Linked DNA regions of Mus musculus: region 2 is linked to region 1. A link is a loop called in an ENCODE intact Hi-C map of the cell type or tissue named here. Cell type or tissue: left cerebral cortex. All regions are shown on one strand. Each heading gives the region's core, and the rest is flanking DNA. Links, peaks and the distances in the headings are about the cores only.

Region 1 (5,305 bases), core at 166-5,165:
CCTTCTCCTAGTCTTAGGGAGTTCCTTCTGATCCATGGGCTCTTTGGATAACTTCTGTTTATCTTCTACTTTTTAACTCAGCCCCATTTCATTCTAAAGAATTTACCTAGCTTTTTAAAAATAAACATTCATTGAGAGAACTGTATTTTACTCGGTGACACGATTTTAGAACATCCAGGGTCAAACTACAATAAAAGTAAAACACATAACTTACATCAAGTTGAAGAAACTGCAGAAACTCTTCAACCAACTCCTTAGATACTGCTTGGATGAACGCCTCACGTTTTTCCATGACGGATGTGACTGTTCTAAGGGAGCCTTACAACCCTAGTAAGATACAATCAGACCAAAACGTAAATGTGCAAAATGTCCCGTAAGTTTTAATTTAATACAAACATTCAAGAAACTTTATACCACTACAGAAGACAGTTTATAACACTATGATACAAAACTGCAATAATCTGAAAAAAAATCTGATGATGTTATAAACAAAACATCTATGTGATCACCAATTATCAATGTAACTACAATGAAAGCAACAAGAAATTAAAACTGCCTCAGGAATCTTACTTTCTCTTACGTTTAGCCTTTTAGATGCTGGCTTGGGAAGAAAGACCTGACTTATGCAATAGGGTCAGGCTCATCTCCACATCTGAATTCTGCAGACTCCACTTCTAAAGTCCCATTCCTCCAAGAAGATCCCACCCAACAATTCTCTCTTGTTTTTCAAGAGAGAGACTTGGAAGTAAAACCACAAAAACAGCCCTGAGGTCACCTGGGAGCTTGTTAGGCAGTGCATCTGTGCCCCACTCCAGCACCCTCCCCTCCTCTGCACACCTACAGGATAATGAGAGCTCTGGGGACCTTGCTCATTCTTCTTCCTACATGTGATCTCCCAGGTAAAATGCCATCCTATTTTACCTTTACACCTGGTGCTACGATGACATACTCAAAACAAAAACCTAACAATACAGTTACAACAAATGATATTTGCAACAGGTCTTCTCATCTTAAGAATAAATTTGAAAATCTCTCATACCTTTAGAAATACAGCAATATGGAGAATTATTGGCATTAATTATAGAGTGTGAATCACAATAAATATGCATTCCTATTCTAAATTGAATAAAAGTAGAAAATAACCTCAATTTGACAACTCCTCATATTAGTAAATTTTAAATATAGCCACTTCATTCCCCGATTCAAATGGCTGAATTGTGAACCATAACTTTTTTGTGATGAATAAAATGGAGAGGGAAAGGTGGGTTGCCAGTATCACCACTTTACTAATTATGGTCACTTTGTTTACTTAAGTACATGTCTTTGGCAACTTAGTATGCCATATAATGTCTACATATGCTACTTACAAACCGTGACTCCGTATCTTGATTTTTCTCTTTCCTTAGTTCATAACTAAGTTGCTCCCTAGATCAGTCCTAGGTATAGGTTCGGGTTCCTCCCTTATGTCAGTGCAAGAATAAATCCAGCGTCTTCACCACCACGTCAGGCCCCAGTTAAGTGTCAACACTGCTGTCCTCCCTAGTCAGCTCCCCAGCCCCGTGCCAGGATCTTCCATGTCATTCTCTGGTCAGGGCTGGGGTTCTCGCTAGTCAACCCGGGTGCAGGTCTTTGGTACTACCTACTCACCCAGGCTCCTTCTCAGGGGTCTTCTCTAGTCAGACTCAGGTCTGCGTCCCCGGTCCTCCGTAGTCTGCATCAGGTCCTTGCCTGAGAGCCTCCCTACTGTGCGCAGGTCATTTTCCGGAGTCCTCGCCAGTCACACTCGGGCCCTCTCCCGGGGTCGTCCTAGTCTGAGGTCCTACCTAGTGAACCCGGGTTCCAGGCTGAGATCCTCCCTGGCGAGCCCCGCTTCTCGGTCTGGGATCCTTCCCAGTCAGCCGGGGGATCCCGCTCTGCCCTCCCGCAGCACCTCCCGCTCCACAAGCGCTCGAAACCGATGGCGGCCGCGGACGTGAGACCCGCGACGGTGTCCGCCGCCCAGCCGCGGTCGCCGGCCGCCGAGTCCTACTCACCTCCCACCCAACTCACCGCGCGGCGCTCACCTCACCACAGACCCATAGTTTCCCGCGCTCGGACCAGATTCAAACACACCCGCGTATACCCCGGACGCTCCCGCCCTCCACCCCGTCACCAGTCGCCGCTCTCACGAGATCTGACGCCGTCCCGGCCACGCCCATATCCCCCACAGCTCTGCAGCCAGGCTCCGCCCCCAAGGCCCAAGCACCGCCTCCTGGGCGTGACTCAGAGCCTCTGGCGGGAGTCTCTTTAGCGCGCTCACGGGATGCGCAGGCGCAGAGCTGCTGGCTGTGTTTCCCGCCCTCCGCCCACACACACCCACCTTCCTTGGGAGCGCTGCTGTTGCTTCTGTGTTCCTTGCCAGCTGCTCGGTGAGACGTCACGCTGATATCAGACGGAGGAGGGAGAGCAAGTCCGAGACTGCTCAAGTGGTAACCAAGAAGATTCTTGAAGAAATCCTGCCTCGGTTCGGGATCCCTAAGGTAATCGGCTCAGACAATGGGCCCGCATTTGTTGCCCAGGTAAGTCAGGAATTGGCCACACAATTGGGGACTAATTGGAAGTTTCTAAGTGTGCTTATAGGCCCCAGAGCTCAGGACAGGTAGAAAGAATGAGTAGGACTTTAAAAGAGACCCTTACTAAATTAGTCATGGAGACCGGCGGAAAGGACTGGGTGACTCTCCTTCCCTTTGCGCTCCTCAGGGTCCGAAACACTCCTGGACATTTCGGTCTTACCCCTTATGAGATTCTCTTTGGGGGACCGCCTCCCTTAACTGAGTCAGGTGGGATATTGGATCTTGGCACTGACTCATCCTCACCCTCTGCTCTTTTTGCTCACCTAAAGGCCCTAGAGGTTGTTAAAACACAGATCTGCAACCAGATCAGAGAAGCCTACACTCCGGGAACCATAGCAGTGCCTCACGGGTTCCAGGTTGGAGACTCAGTCTTGGTCAGACGACATCGCACTGGCACGCTTGAGCCCCGGTGGAAAGGACCGTATCTGGTGCTGTTGACCACCCCCACGGCAGTAAAAGTAGACGGGATCGCTGCTTGGATCCATGCCTCCCACGTCAAAAAGGCACCCAGCCAAGATGAAGACAACTGGATGGTGGCAGCCACTGACAATCCTCTTAAGCTTCGCTTGGGTCACAGGAGTCACCCTGGGCCTAAAGAACCACAACCCACACCAGCCTCTGACTCTAACTTGGCAAGTTCTCGGTCCTGATTCGGATCAGGTCTTGTTTACCACCTCCAAAACAGCGCCGCCAGGGACATGGTGGCCAGACCTAGCCTTCTGCCTCAAACAGATAATTCCAGCTGCTAGAAGCACTCCCCCTAATCTAGTAAGAAGCTATGGATTCTACTGCTGCCCAGAGCACAGCAAGTGGTCCTTATGCGGAGGGTCAGCCTCCTATTATTGTGGCCAATGGAATTGTGTTACTTCCAACGATGGTGATTGGAAATGGGCTAGTGGTCATGTTCCTGACAGGGCTGAGTTCTCTTTTCAGAACTCAGGGCCTGGAAAGCACACCGTAATGGAACTGTATAAAAGGGCTGACTGTCGCCCCGATGATTTAGACAGAGTACTGATCAAATTTACAGACACAGGAAAAAAATATGACATCAAGGCATGGATAAGGGGCATGCGGTGGGGATTAGTTTTTTATGACTATAGTGGAAAGCCTGGGTCATCAGTCATGGTTCGTTTGAGCCTCAGTAGCCCCCGACCCAACCAGTAGGACCTAACCCTGTTCTAGTTGAAAAGCCTTCGTTACTGCTTCCCAGGCCTACCATCCCTGGGTCTCCATCAGACTATCCGACCAAGGCTCACACTCCTTCCTTGGATCGGGTTCCAACCACTCCCATGCCCCCAGATACCAAGAATCGCCTATTTAGCCTAATACAAGGGGCATTCCTGGTCCTCAATCGTACTGATCCCAACATTACTCGGTCTTGCTGGCTGTGCTATGCCTCTAGCCCCCCTTATTATGAGGGAATTGCTCAGATGAGGATTTATAATAAAACTTCAGACCCCTCTCAATGCCCTTGGGGGGAAAACAGAAAGTTGACTCTGGCAGCAATCTCAGGAAGTGGACTTTGTTTAGGCCGGGTACCTCATGACAGACGGCACCTCTGTAATCAGACCCAGCACGTACAGCCTAGCGAAGGTGGTCAGTATCTAGTCGTCCCCCCCCCCCATAGACACAGTATGGGCTTGCAACACAGGTCTCCTTGTGTGTCTACTTCTGTTTTTAATGGTTCCAAAGATTTCTGCATTCTGGTTCAACTTGTTCCTAGACTCCTATACCATGATGATAGCTCCTTTGTAGATGAATTTGATCACCGGGTCCGCTGGAAGAGAGAACCCATCACCTTAACCTTAGCAGTACTTTTAGGACTAGGAATAGCGGCCGGAGTAGGTACAGGTACCGCTGCCTTGATTCAGACCCCCCAGTATTATGAAGAATTACGTACAGCTATGGATACTGATCTAGGAGCTATAGAACAGTCTATAACCAAATTAGAAGAATCTTTAACTTCCCTGTCAGAAGTAGTGCTGCAGAATAGGAAGGGACTAGACTTATTATTCCTCAAAGAAGGAGGACTCTGTGCAGCCCTAAAAGAAGAATGTTGTTTTTATGTTGATCATTCAGGAGTGATCAGGGATTCTATGGCCAAGCTCAGGGAATGCTTAGATATACGTAAAAAAGAGAGAGGAGAGGCAGGGATGGTTTGAAAGTTGATTTATTAAGTCTCCATGGTTTACCACCCTTCTCTCTACCCTAGCTGGGCCTTTAATAATTCTTATGCTCTTACTTATTTCGGGCCATGTATTCTCAATACAACGCCCCAGGTGTGTTGCTTAATGTAGCACATGACCTAACTGTTGAGTAAATTTATGGTTTTGGCCTTCCCCTATTTCCTCCCCAATCCTTCCCCCTTTTTTGTGGTTTTTGCCTTTATAAGCCTTAAGAGAGTTTCGGTCGGGGGTCGAACTCCTCTACCCCTGCCTGGTGGTGTGTGAGTCTCGACCCCAGCATGCTGGCCTGAGCTCTCGTTCCGTCTCGCTTTCCATAAAACTTCCTCGTGTGGTTACAGCAAGTCCAGTCTCAGTGTCTCGCTGGGTGCTCGCCTTCCCAAGACTTGAGTGAGGGTCTCCCTTTGGGGGTCTTTCATTATCACTTGGAAAGTCCCTTCAGAAATGGTTACTGAACTTCATGCTCCAAATGTCTAGAATGAGTTCTGTTGCCTGGATTGAATTTAAAAG
Region 2 (5,305 bases), core at 221-5,220, 220 kb before region 1:
TGGTTCAAGCCAAAACATTTTACCTGAGTCATGTGGTAAGATAAAATATAGTTTATTAACAAGGAAAAGGGTGCTTCAAGAATGAGCGAAAGCTAGCAAATTGGAAGAAAGGTGTACCCTCAAAAATAAAAAATGCTGCCCAAAGGGTCAATGGTCTTTAGCTGTCATTTATATAGTACATGAGCTCTCTGTTACACATAGCCCACATGGAGAAGGGTTTCCAGTCTTGTCAAACAGCTTCTTTCATGTTAGCCTGATGTCTGTCCATATCACCACTCTCCTGCCACACCTGGCAGGGCGGTCTGTTTTGTCTCTCTCTGATTTGCCCTTTAATGCTGGCACATCCACAGACTAGAATATGACTGAATCTTTAAAGAAGATGAAACTCTTTTTTTTTTCCCTCAAGTCGGGGGTTTCTCTGTGTAGCCCTGGCTGTCCTGGAACTCACTTTATAGACCAGGCTGGCCTCGAACTCAGAAATCCGCCTGCCTCTGCCTCCCGAGTGCTGGGATTAAAGGCATGCGCCACCACGCCTGGCTAAAAGATGAAACTCTTACAAGTGACTGTATGGATGAGCCTGGAAGGCACCATGCTACCAGAGATAAGCCAACCACAGGTCTCACTTAAAGGGACTAGCAAAGGCCATGAGAATCAGAGAAGCAAAAAGAACAGTGACTGTCAGTGGCTGAGGGAGGGAGGGGAATTATTCATCAGTAGATAGGGAGTTTTAAAAATTTGCTGTACAACACTTTACCTGTATCTATTGGGCACTTAAGACTGCGTTGGAAGGTTAGATTTTAAGTCAAGGATTCTTAGCATCATAAAGAACAGCCTTGGGTTTATTGCAGTAATGCCCCAAACATCTCAAACAAGCCAAAGTGTGTGGCACGCTGACTCACCTGCACCACACCCTCCATCCTCACTGTGTGCCAGGCAGGCTGGTCTTCCTGCATCTCTGGGGGCTGGGGGTGGGGGGATTTTTCCTGCCAGGATGATTCTGGTAATCTCAGAAAAAGGTATCTGCTGATGACATCTCCCGAGGACCTGGGGTCTACTTGCCTGGATATACCTGTACTTCTTCTCTGTGCTTGTCACGTATTCCCTTACACCACATCGGGAGGGAGAGCCACCTCTGGTCTCTGATCTCCACAGTTTCCACGCTGGCAGCCTTACCTGAGCATAATGCACCCTCCTGTGCAAACACTGACAATTTTCTCTGTGACTGTGACTTCTGCTTGTTTTACTGTAATGTTCAAAGGTCGGGTATTTTATAGCGTCTCTGAGGTTAGTCCACACAAGGCTGACAAATGTCAACTTTTGGTGGTTTTTTGTTTGTTTGTTTGTTTGTTTGTTTAACCTCAAAAAAAGCTATGGAACAGGTCTTCCGAAGTACAAGCGTTGACATCAATGTTGAATCTTGGAGATCAGCCTGACTGGACTGAGAAGGGCCTGTGAGATTTATGGACCTCACCTCTGGAGACATTGGTGGGAACTTCCCTGAGAGGATGAGATCCTGTGTAACTTGACTGTTTGCATCAATCCCTTGATGGATTTATAATGCAACTAGTGAGCTCACCGTGGGTGGGGTGGTGTCACCTATGGGCAGATGTCCTGGACAGTGTAAGAAAGCTGTCTAAACAAGCCACTAGGAACAAGCCTATGTGTCCATGGCTTCTGCTTCGGTTCCTACCTCTGGGTTCCTTCTGTGACTTGCTGCCCTGATTTACTTGATGATAGACTGTGATATGGAAGCCAAATAAACATTGTCCTTCCCAAGTTGCTATGGTCATGGTGTTTGTAACAGCAATAGACAACATGTCTAAGGTACCCTTAGTTCCAACTGCCACCAAATTGGTTTAATAGGTCAAGAAAAGTATTCATTTTCTTATTAGGTTTCATTTCTCTCAAGTTTGGTGAGAATTATCAGGTGCTCCTATCTTGAGAAAAGCCTAAACCCAGATCTGCCCAGCTTCATGCCTCTAACCTTCCCACTCACAGATAGCACAGAACTTCACAGAAAGGCAAGCTAAAGCCCAGATCCCAGACTCCAGCCACTGCTGAGGGACATCTCCACAGGACCAGCAACCATGGGTCACTTCTAGAGAGAAGGAGGCTTCCACAAAGCAGGGGGTGAATGGGGAGGTAGTTCTTACCTACCCTGAAGCACCCCACCGAGCTATACACCAACTCTAGAGGGATCACAGAAGGACCTCACATGGCCCCGTCAGAATGGCTACTTCCCTCTGAGCAAGAAGTCAAGCACAGATAGCTTGTGGCCTGGCCAAGGCCATTTTCTCCAGAGCCACTCTCTGTGGATGCATCACATGGGCAGAGTCAAATACAGATGTCACGGTACCCAGGGCCTAGGTACCAGTCTCTAGGGAGTAATTTGAAAATTGTTTCTCCAATAGGAGAAGAAAGAGAGAGTGTGTGTGCCATATCCGGAATACATATATTTTATAGAATGTTACAATGACCATGAGATACTTTTTAATTAGAAAATACAATTTAGTGTGGACCCTTCCATCACCAGAAAGAGGGAAGTTATTTCTCATCCTGTTTCCCCAAAACTGTCCTGCAGAGGGCGCCTAAGACCCAGCTCTGGCTGATTCCAAAGAGAAAGTTGTTTTCGGTCTCCATGTGCTGCAGCAGCACCAACCTTCTCTAGCCACAAGGGAGAATCTACCTGATAAGGAAGCAAGAGTCCAGTACTTTCTGAGACTAAGACAATCCACTTGCAATGGTCTTCTGCAACGTGACACCCAACCTCTCAGAAGCTAGCAAACTGCAAAGAAGTCCAGAGTCAGGTGGGTGCCTCTCTGGTACTGCGTATGCTACAGCGATGAGAGCCATGATGGCTAGAAAGGCCAAGGCTTGGGAATGAGCAAAGGGGAAGAAACTCACCAAATACAATTCAGACAACCATAAGATGGCTGGGGAGGGCTTTATCCAGCCATAGCCCCTTCCTTTCTCAGACTCCATACCAACCACTGCTCCCTGCCCAAAGCCAAGAAATCCTTGAGTATCTGCAGCTACAACTGTTTGCATGACACAAGTGTCCTACATACAAAAAGTACCCAGCCCTAGGCCTGGGCCTCCCCAAGACAAGGAGCAATGCCCTTCTGTCTTCCAAGAAATTCCAGCATTTCCTGCTCTAGCTGGAAGCTTTCTAATTGAGCTAGCCTGGATGGACAGCAGTGTTTCCTGGACTGCAGAGTCAGAAAAGAAAATGTCCCCGGGGCCTCTCTAGAAACAATCCAGCCTCGGTTTAGCTAAGCAGACTCACCTGGAGCTGGTTCCAGCCAGTAAAACATGCAGTGTTCTACCTGTCATTTGCACAGTGACAAAGTCATTTTAAAAGGATTTATTTTTAGGAGATGGTGGGAGTAGAGAGAGAGAAGAGGAGGGGACACTGGAATCGCTCCTTCTACCACAGCACTGGGATAGAAACACCTGTCCATAACTCCATAGTGAGGACATTCGGCTCTGGGATATGAAGGGACAGTGGTTCACCCCTAGGATTCATCTCCACTCCAGAGCTATAGGGTGGGCTCACAATCTTTCACAGCAGAGGAGATGCACAGAGCTAGGCTCAGCTGCTTGTTGTCCAAAAGAACCTGTCCAAACCCCCAAACAAGAAGAATGGATTGCGTTGTCAGACCTGCTGAAGATGGTGACAGTCGTCTCATCTACCTCATCTCCCCTCTCACCCTAAACTGAAGGAACAAATTTGATTTTATCAAATTGAATGGAAGTTATACAACCTCTCTTGAGCTCGAAAAATGTGGTCCTGAAACAGAAAACTTCCAAAGGAGCTTACAACATGTCCAGCAGTGGCTCAGGCTCCAAAAACCTCTTTGACAACAGTTCCTGGGTCTCAAATATGCCCTGTTGGAACAACTCGAAAGTCCCACACTCTGAGTGGGAGTAAGTGGTGAGGATTAACTAACTGTTAGAATCGCTTTATACAAACTTTGGTTGTCTCTGGGCCATGCATATAAGACCGCGAGTCATGCAGAACATGTCAGACGTTCCTGCAGCACACACATCACCTAGGGACACTGGATCATATTTAGGCTCAGGATCACTCACACCCAGACCTCCTCCCAACTCTTGGCTTCTGTCGTTCTTGGATACCATGTGTCCTCCACGAGTGTGTCGTTCTTGATTCCATGTCCCCAGAAGCAGCTGGAACAGGCAAGCCTAGGTCCACTCATATAGTGGGTCCAGGGACCTCACACAGCTAATTTTATAATTAAGTCAAGTGCCATTTTAGCTGCTCCTCAGTCATTTGGATTTCTTCCATCAAAGTTCCTGTCCAAATGCTGGGCTTCTTCTTAGTGGTCTGGTGGTTCTCAGTTTTAAAGTAATTTGTTGGTTATGCCATGAGAAGTTTCTCCCATCCTGGAGCCTGGTTTTTTGGATTCGTTCTCTGACACCTTTCTTACCTTCTTGATTTTAATGTAGCTGAATTCTTCCATCATTATTGTTTCTGTGGTTAGGGCTTCCTAGACCTTGTCTCAAAATCATCCTTTACCCTGAATATAAAAAACCTTGTATTCTCATCTATTTTTTTTTGTTTTCAATTTTTATTCCTTTTCTTGAACTTACTAATTTTGTTTATATTTTTATTTAAATGTTTTACTTTTCTTTAGAATTTCATACATGAGTACTGTAATGAGATTGTTTCTTCCCTACTTCTTATACCCCTAATTCCTCCCATGTTCCCTGAAACTAACTCTCAAGTTCATGGCCTTTTCTTTATTATTGTGACTTGCTGGGGATGTAACTCACTGGAACAGTGCTTACTAAGTATTATGATCACACACATGCTCATTCATGCACACACACACACACACACACACACAGAGAGAGAGAGAGAGAGAGAGAGAGAGAGAGAGAGAAAGAGAGAGAGAGAGAGAGAGAGAGAGAGAGAGAGAGAGAGAGAGACTACTAATTCCATTTAGTATTGCTGATATGTATGTGTTGAGGGTTAACCTCTTAGGATTGAATAACCAATCAGCAGGCTCTTGATTCCATGTCCCCAGAAACTGGCACTGAAACTGATTCTTTGTAGCCATTGATAGTGTCTGGCACTTCATTTAAGAGTGTAGCTTTGTGAGAGTGTTCCATCCATGATGGTATGTCAACATGGTGTTTAGTCAATTATATTGTTAAAAATCCACAAGTGTCACTTCCCTGTCATAGCTAGAAGTTACTATCTACAAGAGACTTCCTGGTCCTCCAGCTCTTAAAATCTTCCCACCCTTTCTTCCAAACTGTTCCCTGGGCCTTTGGTGTAGGG

The links. Peaks named below come from ENCODE experiments on the same cell type or tissue, not always from the same donor. Only the 100,000 strongest peaks of a DNase experiment are listed, where the experiment ranks them.
Region 2: it touches region 1 in a loop (2.8-fold over the local background); 2 of 42 quality-filtered maps call a loop at or near these places.

Annotation. Positions count from the first base shown.
Region 1 is chr12:116,402,220-116,407,524 of GRCm38, reverse strand. It overlaps Ncapg2 (non-SMC condensin II complex, subunit G2), which reads right to left and starts at 2,089. Exons shown (of 29, transcript NM_133762.4): 1 at 2,064-2,089; 2 at 1,648-1,823; 3 at 215-327. The coding sequence starts at 292. D430020J02Rik (RIKEN cDNA D430020J02 gene) reads left to right here and starts at 2,364. Exons shown (of 2, transcript NR_028421.1): 1 at 2,364-2,558; 2 at 2,882-5,305. In left cerebral cortex, for the core only: a CTCF peak has its summit at 2,076; DNase peaks (open chromatin) are centred at 2,277 and 2,987; H3K4me3 peaks cover 1,545 bases; H3K27ac peaks cover 587 bases.
Region 2 is chr12:116,617,425-116,622,729 of GRCm38, reverse strand. The region is part of intron 2 of Ptprn2 (protein tyrosine phosphatase, receptor type, N polypeptide 2); the gene reads right to left. Among named protein-coding and RNA genes, the nearest start is that of Ptprn2, 130 kb to the right of the region's middle. In left cerebral cortex, for the core only: a CTCF peak has its summit at 2,576 (motif pointing right); DNase peaks (open chromatin) are centred at 2,601, 3,285 and 3,914; H3K27ac peaks cover 2,063 bases.